2 separate regions of the Homo sapiens genome follow, and region 2 is linked to region 1. Evidence: read pairs that join two places in POLR2A ChIA-PET (ENCODE). Cell type or tissue: PC-9. All regions are shown on one strand.

Evidence for each region. ChIA-PET counts read pairs that join two places held together with the same protein. Peaks named below come from ENCODE experiments on the same cell type or tissue, not always from the same donor. Only the 100,000 strongest peaks of a DNase experiment are listed, where the experiment ranks them.
Region 2: POLR2A ChIA-PET joins it to region 1 with 30 read pairs; 8 of 35 experiments call an interaction of 5 or more read pairs at or near these places.

What each region holds. Positions count from the first base shown.
Region 1 is chr17:50,550,900-50,555,899 of GRCh38, reverse strand. It overlaps SPATA20 (spermatogenesis associated 20), which reads right to left. Exons shown (of 17, transcript NM_022827.4): 11 at 4,983-5,000; 12 at 4,710-4,902; 13 at 4,221-4,389; 14 at 3,720-3,931; 15 at 1,450-1,649; 16 at 588-668; 17 at 48-408. The coding sequence ends at 238. Among named protein-coding and RNA genes, the nearest start is that of SPATA20, 6.2 kb to the right of the region's middle. In PC-9, CTCF peaks have their summits at 4,669 and 4,870 (motif pointing left); no DNase peak of the experiment used is centred here.
Region 2 is chr17:50,729,998-50,734,997 of GRCh38, reverse strand. All of the region lies in intron 1 of LUC7L3 (LUC7 like 3 pre-mRNA splicing factor), which reads right to left. Among named protein-coding and RNA genes, the nearest start is that of LUC7L3, 13 kb to the right of the region's middle. In PC-9, no CTCF peak of the experiment used is centred here; no DNase peak of the experiment used is centred here; H3K27ac peaks cover 495 bases.

The DNA.
Region 1 (5,000 bases):
TGCTGGTTCCCAGTCCCTCCCTCATAAGCAAAGCTGAGGCCCTCAGGTTACCACGGGACACTGTTAAGTTTATTCTAGGGTGAGTGGGTGCCCAAGGGGGGCAGTGAGTATGGCCGAGGTCACCTGGTGGCAGGGTGCTCAGGGATGGCCACAGGTTCTATAGGGCCCTGCAGGGCCTGAGTCTCTAGTCAGTTGGGATGCTTCACCTTCTGCCCCACCCCAAGGGGGTTGGGGCAGTCATGGATGTAGTAGTTTTCGTAATTCGCAGGGATCAGTGATGGGCACTGAGCAGGCTTGATTCTCACACACATATGCAGTGGCCTGGTCTTCCAACCGTCGGAGGGTACTCAGGAAAGGCAGCTGGCGGGACAGGAAGCTCGAGGGGTCCCCATCAGCCAGAATCAGCACCTAGGGCAGCAGCAGAGCAGGGAGAGTCACCTGCCGGGGTGGGGTCACCTGCCCATTAGAAAGGCCCACTGGGAAGTTCCCTCTTCCCAACATTCTGAGGGGAAGGAGATGTTGAGGAGCTGAGGATGGGAGGGGGCAGCTCTGGGGAGGTGGCAGATTGGGCTCACAGGGATGGGTACCTTGTTAGGAATGTAGACAGAGTGGACGCACTGCACCAGGGCCTTGGTGTCCTTGGCCTGACGGTCTCCACAGATCACGATCTGACCGGAATAGAAAGGTCACTCCGGTGTGTCAGGGGAGGGAGGGCTGAGCCCTAGACCACCAGGGCTTCCCCATCCTCCTTCCGCCCCACCGTATATCTCTAAGAAGGAACAGGGACTCATCTCAGCTGCCAGGATGAGTTAATGCTTGGCAAGTGGGAACACACACACACACTCACACATGAGAATACCGAAGTGGAAATGTCATACATATACACAATGGTACAGATACAAACATGGGGAGACACACACCCAGAAGACCCAGAGCACACAGAGACCCATTCAGACAGACACAGAGTAGTCACACACACACACACACACACACACACACACACACACACACACAGTAGATGCCCACACAGAGGCAGATACCACACACACAAACACCAGACACACACGCATGCAGGCAGACACAGAGGCAAACCTGCAGATGGGGCATCCACATGCAGACAGACAAACACTCACACCAGCATCCCCCTCAAAGGTAGGTGCACAGACACACACCTCCAGGGTCACACACACCCGGAAGTACACACACACCAGTAACACAGTATGGACAGAAGCAATTACACTGACACCAAGACGTACAGAGAAACACTTCATCAGCCACCACGGACTCATATTAACTTCTGCCTCCCTGTCTGACAGGCCACGTGCCTGCACACACACAGACCTGAGCTCTGGGGACAGCCCAGGAACCCCACCCCCTGTTCCCATCTGCCATCGCAGCCCCAACTTCCCTCCTACCCGAGGTCCCAGCCCAGATGCCCTCACCCCCCACCTGCTTGAGGGTCTGCTGCTGGGCTGAGAGGGCGCGGACCATCTCGGGCAACGCCACCGGGACACGACGCATGCGCTCGGAAAAGGCGGTCAATAGGCACACACACTTGTCCATCCAGTCCTTGTGGCCCGTGAAGCCATGCAGCCGGAGCAGGTTGTGGGCTGACACGGAATTGGCGCTGGGCTCTGCTCCATCCTGGTCTACAGCACATAGGGAGGCAGGGGGTGGGGGTAAGGGCAGGTCACTGAGTCCCAGGACCCTGCCCAGGACTGTATCCAGGGCCACTTGGGGGACGGGACAGAGAAAAGGCCCTGCCCATCCTGCCCCTTCCCCGCTCTGGGTGTGGATGCCACTCCAGCAGTTATCAGTACTTTGCTGTCTTTTTTATGGCACCCTCCACTCTACCTGTCCTAGCCTCAACTGTTGGTCTCCAGGCTCCCTCCTCGCTGCTGATGCCTCTGTCCAGCCACTCAGCTGCTCAAGCTAGAGCGGCATCATCCTGTCCCCTTCCTCTCCCTCTCCCTCCGCTTCTAATCCATCTGTGAGTCTTGCCAGGGCTGTGGCCAGAAGAGATCCAAATCTCACCATGTCTCCCCATCTCATACTTCCACATCCTCTGAGCCTTCACCAATGCCTGCCTGGACTGAACACGAGTAATGGCCTCCTAACTGGTCGCCTGTTTCCCCCACCCCCACTTCTCTCCATCAGTGGTCAGAGTGACCTCCTTAAAACCATACCAGAGCAGATCACAATCCACTTAAAACCTCCTTGCCAGCCGGGCATGGTGGCTCACACCTGTAGTCCCAGCACCTGGGAAGCCGAGGCGGGAGGATCACCTGAGCCCAGGAGTTTGAGACCAGCCTTCTTTTCTTAGGAAAAAAAAAAAAAAAAGACGGCTTCCGTGCCCTGCCGGCCTCAGCATTCTCCTCGGTGCCCTCCTGGAACACGCGGGCCCTGCCTGTCCTCCAGGATACAGGCTGCCTGCACCAGGCCTGTCATGCACTGCTCCCTATGCCTGAACTCTCTCCACAGCTTCTCCATGGCCACATGGCCCCTCTTTCCCTCCAGGCCTTGGTTAAATGACACCTGTCACAGGTGTCCTCTAATCTCTCCCTAGGCTGAGTTGGTCCTCCTCTGTGGTTCTCTCCCAAGGCCCTTTCATTCACTCAGTTAACATTTATTAAGCACTTACAATGTGCCAGAACCACACTAGACCCTGGGGATACAACAGTGGCAGAAAGTCCTGATCTTTGAGGAGCTAAAATTTGAGTTTTGGGAAAGAAACCTTTAACCACAGACAAGGCACATGGGTGATAGGGAGCAGGCACACATAGAGCGTCCTACTTCTTCATGGCACTCACCACAATTTTAACTGCACATTTGTGCATGTGTTTTTGCATCATTACTGCATTTTCGCTGTCTCCCCTACCATACTGTAAGCTTCATGAGGGCAGAGACCAAGTGAGCCTTGGTCAATATCTGAATCCATGGGTGTCAGTTACTGTGCTAAGCATGTTTACAGAACAGCTACATTCATCTTTACATCAACCCTGTAAGGTAGTACCAATGTTAGCTCCATTTTACTTATTAAGAAACAGGCCAGGCATGGTGGCTCTCGCCTGTAATCCCAGCACTTTGGGAGGCCGAGGTGGGCAGATCACTTGAGCCCAGTAGTTTCAGACCAGCCTGGGCAACATGGAGAAATCCCATCTCTACAAAAAATTAGCCAGGCATGGTGGTGCATGCCTATAGTCCTAGCTACTCAGGAGGCTGAGGTGGGAGAATTGATTCAGCCCCGGAGGCAGAGGTTGCTGTGAGCCAAGATCATGCCACTGCATTCCAGCCTGGGTGACAGTGAGACCCTGTCTCAAAAAAAAAAAAAAAAGAGAAAGAAAGAGAGAAAGAAAAGAAAGAAAGGAAGAAAGGAAAGAGAAAGAAAGAAAGAGAAAGGAAATAAAAAGAAAAGAAAGGAACGAAACAAAACACGCTGAGTGTAGTGGTTCATGCCTGTAATCCCAGCACTTTGGGAGGCCGAGGTGGGAGGATCACTTGAGCCCAGGATTTCAAGATCAGCCTGGGCAACATAGCAAGACTCTGTCTCTATTTAAAAAAAAGAAATTGAGACACAGAAATATTACAGCAGCCAAAAATCACGCCATTAATAAGTAGCAGAGACACAAAGCCAGGAGGGCTCCTGCCCACACCAGCTCTTCACCCACGCTGCACTTACACCTCCCAGGACCCCAGACTAGCCCTGCACCCCCACTGACCGTCCTTCAGACGCAGGGGCAGGCCAGCCCCCAGCTCAGCCTCACTGCAGAAGTAGCCGCCACCCTGGGAGTCCCAAAAGAGCTTGTCCTGTGTGTCCTGCAGCCGCAGAGCCCACTCGAGCCACGCACTCTCCTGTGAGGCCTCATACAGGTCCAGCAGGCCCCGCACCACGAAGGCGTAGTCCTCCAGGAAGCCCCAGCAGGGTGGGTTGCTGGGGGACAGGCATTACGGGAGGGGCTGGGGAGAGCCCCAGGAGAGAGGGCCTTTCCCAGAGGAGGCCCTTTCACGCATTTGTTCACTTAACCCTCCAGATGAACCCTCTTGGGCAGGTGCCATCAGCCCACTTCCCAGATGAGTAAATGGGCCCAGGGAAGCTACAAACTCACAGCAAGCACCTGGCAGAGCCAGGACTGGAGTCCACATGGAGGGGAGAAGTAGGGCAGAGGTAGGCTGGGGACGCGTTGGGGAGACGGGCCCTCCCGGTCTACCCAGCCCCCAACCTGTGCTCCACAGTCCCCCCAGGGCCGGTGTAGCAGGTCCGCATCAGGCGGCCACTGGCCACATCAAACATGTGCCGCTTCAGGAACTTGGCACCATTGGTGGCATAGTTGATCAGCCTGTCTTGGCCCAGGACAGCCCCAGTCACAGCATAGCCTGACACCATCAAGCCTGGAGCCAGGAGAGACAAGTAGTGGTAAGAAGCTGGCCAGGACCCTCCAGGCATGTCCACCCTATCACCTTAGGCCCCAACACCTCCCTGGAGCCATGGGTGATCCCTAAGATCTTGGGCTCCAAAGCCAGACATGGCGGGGTTCCCAGCCCTTGCGCGTGACCTTGGGCGGGTTACTCAAGCTCCTTAAGCCTCTTTTGTCAACTGAGAATAATAACGCTAATCAAGGGAGAGTGAGCATTTAGCCGCTGCCGGAAAGACAGGGGCTTTGTGAAGGGGGATCCTACAGACAGGCTCGGTCTCAGGTGTGCTGCCCCACCATTCCAGGCAGCCAGCATCTTGCTGTCCAGGTGCGGCTTGGGCCGATGCTTCCGGGCCTGGAAGAGCTTCTCCAGCCCTGAATTGAGCAAGGTCCGCACGGCCTCCACATCCAAGCCAAAGCGGGCAGCAGTCAGCTCCAGCGAGTACCGGACGGTCAGCACATTCTGGCCCTGCAGCTCCCCCTTGGGGTCCTGAGGAGAATGGCCTTTGTCTGCGAGCTCACACGCCTGGCAGGCACCAGGGCCCGTCAGGTGACCCCAGAAGTCCTCACCTGACTGGGGCTGATGTT
Region 2 (5,000 bases), 180 kb before region 1:
CGGCCTCCGAAAGTGCTAGGATTACAGGCCTCACCGCGCTCAGACGTGAAAGTTTTACTATTACTGTGAATTTTATCTTTACTTATAAAAATTTCATTTATATTTCCCATTTTTACAATAATACATTCTAGGGTTTTGGAGAGATTCTTTCTAAAGACTCATTTTATTGTTTTCAATAGGACTTCTAATGGCCTCATGACCAATTTAAAACTATTGTTCCATAAGTTTAAGCTAGGCAAGCCACTAGTTTTATGCCAATATTACTCTGATACAGCTTTATGTCTTAGTATCTTTCTACTGTTTTCTTTCCAAGTTATTATACTTGATTTTTAAGATTATTCTTTGCAGCTGGGCACAGTGGTGCAGGCCTGTAGTGCCAGCTACTTGGGAGGCTAAGGCAGGAAGATTAGTTGAGCCCAGGAGTTTGAGGCTGTAGTGTGCTAGGACCACACCTGTGAACAGCCACTGTACTCCAGGCCCTGGCAACATTAAGTGACAACTCGTCTCTAAGAACATAATAAAAGTTTTAAAGGCTGGGCACAGTGGCTCACACCTGTAATCCCAGCACTTTGGGAGGCCAAGGCGGGAGGATCACCTGAGGTCGGGAGTTTGAGACCAGCATGACCAACATGGAGAAACCCCGTCTCTACTAAAAATACAAAATTAGCCAGGCATGGTGGCGCATGCCTATAATCCCAACTACTCGGGAGGCTGAGGCAGGAGAATTGCTTGAACCTGGGAGGCGGAGGTTGCGGTGAGCTGAGATTAGGCCATTGCACTCTAGCCTGGGCAGCAAGAAAGAAACTCCATCTCAAAAAAAAAAAAAAAGTTTTAAAAAAGATTATTCTTTGTAACTTAAACATTGTTGTCACAAATAGTTTATTTTAAAAAGACTATATGCTATCTAAAGCTAATGTTTTTAAAAATTATTTCTGAAGTTCCACTGCTTGTGATGCCATATGATTTTCTAATTCTTAAAACATCCATTTTGTTCAACTTTGTGTTCACTTTAAATGCAACACAGTAAAATACCAATGCCAATACTCGATTTTTATAAACATTTCTTTGAGAGTTTATTTGGGGGAGGGAGGATGTGGCAACAATTATGCCACTTTTACTGTGACCTAACCTTTCAATTATATTAACCCTGTTTTGAAGACTCAAAAATTTCACACAACTATATTTAGTAAAAGTTATTGCCAGAATCTATTATTTATAGCCATAAACTGTATGGTTATAAAATAATTTAAAAACTAAATTTTGTGTGCCATCCTCACACACATGAAAAGTCTTACTATTACTGTGAACTGGCTGCACGCCTGTAATCCCAGCACTTTGGGAGGCTGAGGCGTGCGGATCACGAGGTCAGGAGATTGAGATCATCCTGGCTAACACGGTGAAACCCCGTCTCTACTAAAAATACAAAAAATTAGCCAGGCGTGGTAGCGGCCGCCTGTAGTCCCAGCTACTCGGGAGGCTGAGGCAGGAGAATGGCGTGAACACAGGAGGCGGAGCTTGCAGTGAGCCAAGATGGCGCCACTGCACTCCAGCCTGGGCGACAGAGGGAGACTCTGTCTCAAAAAAAAAAAAAAAAAAAAACTAGCCAGGCGTGGTGGCAGGTGCCTGTAGTCCCAGCCACTCAGGAGGCTGAGGCAGGAGAATGATGTGAACCCAGGAGGCGGAGCTTGCAGTGAGCAGAGATCGCACCACCGGGTGATAGAGCGAGACTCTGTCTCAAAAAAAAAAAAACAAAGTTTTACTATTACTGTGAATTTTATCTTTACTTATAAACATTTCATTTCTATTTCCCATTTTTACAGTAATATATTCTAGGGTTTTGGAGATTATTCTATCTAAAGATTAATTTTATTGTTTTCAATAGGACTTCTAACAGCCTCATGACCAATTTAAGTGTTTCGTAAGTTTAAGGTAGGTAAGACACAACGTCTATGATCCTCAGAAAGGTTCACCATTAAAAAACAAAAAAACGAATAAACACATCTCTACAGTCCCTCCTGACTCTCAAGCATGTGAAATTGGTACACTGCAACACAGCACAATGAATCTTCGCCGTTGCTTATCTGCTAAAGAACCAGGGGTACCTGGCGGGGCTCATGCCTGTAATCCCAGCACTTTGGGAGGTTGAGATGGGAGGACTGCTTGAGCCTCAAAGGTGGAGGTGGCAGTGTGCTGTGATCACACCGCTGCACTCCAGCTAGGGTGACAGAACGCAACCTGTCTAAAAAAGAAAAAAAGAAAAAGAACCAGAGGTCGTAATTCTGCCTTGGTTTCTTCATAGTATTAAAAAAGGAGATAGGCTGGGCCCAGTGGCTTATGCCTGTAATCCCAGCATTTTGGGAGGCCAAAGCAGGAGGATCATTTGAGCCTAGCCTGGGCAACATAGTAAGACCTTGTCTCTAAAAAAAAAAAAAAAAAAGAATGAAAAAAATTAGCCAGGTATGGTGTCACACACCTGTAGTCCCAGCTACTTGGGTGGCTAGGGTGGAAGGGTCGTTGGAGCCCAGGAGGTTGAGGCTGCAGTGAGTGGTGATCATGCCACTGCACTTCAGCCTGGGTGAAAAGGGCAAGACTCAAATAAATAAGGAGGTAATAAATTTCTTATAGTGGGATTGTAAAGATTAAACTGTGTACATTTGCTAAATTGGAAGAAAAAGGTGTTAGCCTGTATGTAAAAGCGAAAGCAACTCCATCTTGGGTGTTAAAGTGCCAGGCTGACTTCCGATTAACTCCAATTCCAGGAATGCCCCTAAGATTTCTACTTTATCTACTGTTCCTTGTGTTAAGAACATGTACTTACTGTAAATCCTGCCCTTAGGTCAAAACAATTTCGATGATTTTGTACTTAACATAAATCCTGCCCATAAGTAATTATCCTACACATGCCTTCTGAAGCACAGATACCCTTTCCCTATGGCATATAAGCCCTGGGTCTGGGGATATGACATCTTGTCTTGACGCCAGCAGCTGCCCAAGACACAGACCTGGCTTCTGTTCGTAGGTCCCTATTACATGTTTCCAAGACACTGGATTTGTCAGCCTCTTTCTTTGGCCTCTCAGCTTCTTCAGACTCTGGGGGTAGGTTTCCGTAGACCTGTCCGCTGCACATTATTATTTTAAATGTTTTTAGGCACTGTGTAAACCAAATAACACATGCCTGTCTGTGGGCTAACCAGAAGCTACCTAATCTAGTCCAATCACCCCATCAGAGACCACATGACCTGCCCTGACAGCATCCAGCTATATCTACAGAATCCAGACTAGATTCCATTTCCCCAATCCAGTTCTGAGTGTTCCTTCCACTCCAACTCTCCTGCTTTACCATTTAATGGTACATCAGAATTATCTGTTACTCTACACAATAAACCAGCTACCTGGACTGCTTCTTTTAACTCTCCCCAGAGAATGATTTTAACTAAAAATATTAACAAGTGATCCGAAAAAATGGGAAGAACATATTTGGGTTCTTCAAATAAAGTCATCAATAATGATAATAAGAACAAACCCAGAGAGGCCAGGTGTGGTGGCTCACACCTGTAATCCCAGCACTTTGGGAGGCGGAGGCAGGCGGATCACCTGAGGTCAGGAGTTCAAGACCAGCCTGGCCAACATGGTGAAACCCTGTCTCTACAAAAATACAAAAACTGGCCAGGCATAATGGCAAGTGCCTGTAATCCCAGCTACTTGGGAGGCTGAGGTGGGAGAATCGCTTGAACCCGGGAGGGAGAGGTTGCAGTTAGCTGAGATCGCACCACTATACTCCAGCCTGGATGACAGAGAGAGACTGTCTCAAAAAAAGAATAAACCCAGAGAATTCGTTTCTTACTTTTGGATATAATCATGAGAACTGCTCAAGTTTTGGAATACCAGCAGTCTTCATTTAATAGTAATCCCCAAAAGATATAAATGCTTATTACAGATTAATACCCATGCAAACTCTCTAAATACCTACATAATCATAACTTATCCTCTTAATAAATTTAAGGCAACACTAGTGACAAGTGTTCAATCTCATCAACAGTTTTTATTTTTATTTTTTTGAGACAGAGCCTCACTCTGTTGCCCAGGCTGGAGTGCAGTGTCACGATCTTGGCTCAATGCAACCTCTACCTCCCAGGTTCAAGTGATTCTCCTGCCTCAGCCTCCCAAGGAGCTGGGATTACAGGAGCATACCACAATGCCTGGCTAATTTTTCTATTTTTAGTAGATGGGGGTTAAGCCATGTTGGCCAGGCTGGTCTCAAACTTCTGACCTCAAATGATCCGCCCACCTCAGCCTCCCAAAGTGCTGGGATTACAGGCATGAGCCACAGCACCAGGCCCATTAAGGACATCTTAATGATTTTTGTCTTTCTATATCTACTTAGATCCAACACTAAGCAATACAATTCTCCTTTGAGCTAATCAAATATTTTCAATGCTGTCTGCACTATTTTTAGGTCTTTTTTTTTTTTTTTTTTTTTTTTTGGAGACAGAGTCTTACTGTCGCCCAGGCTGGAGTGCAGTGGTTCGATCTTGGCTCACTACCTCTACCTCCCAGGCTCAAGCAATTCTCGTGCCTCAGCCTCCCAAGCTGGGATTATGGGCAACTGCCACCATGCCTGGCTAATTTTTGTATTTTTAGTAGAGATGGGGTTTTACCATGGTTGATCTCGAACTCCTGGCCTGTCTGCACTATTTTCGTTAAACTGCTTATCATAAAGATAATAGACTGGAAGTGGTGGCTCACGCCTGTAATCTCAGCACTTTGGGAGGCTGAGGCAGGCAGATGGCTTAAGCTCAGGAGTTCGAGACCAGCCCGGGCAACGTGGCAAGACCCCATCTCCACCAATACAAAAAAATTAGCCAGGGGTGGTGCGGGCCTATAGTCCCAGCTACTCAGGAGGCTGGAATGGGAGGAGCCTGCTCAAGCAGTGGGAGGACTGCTAGAGCCCAGGAGGTGGAAGCTGCAGTGAGCTGAGATTGTGCCACTGCACTCCAGCC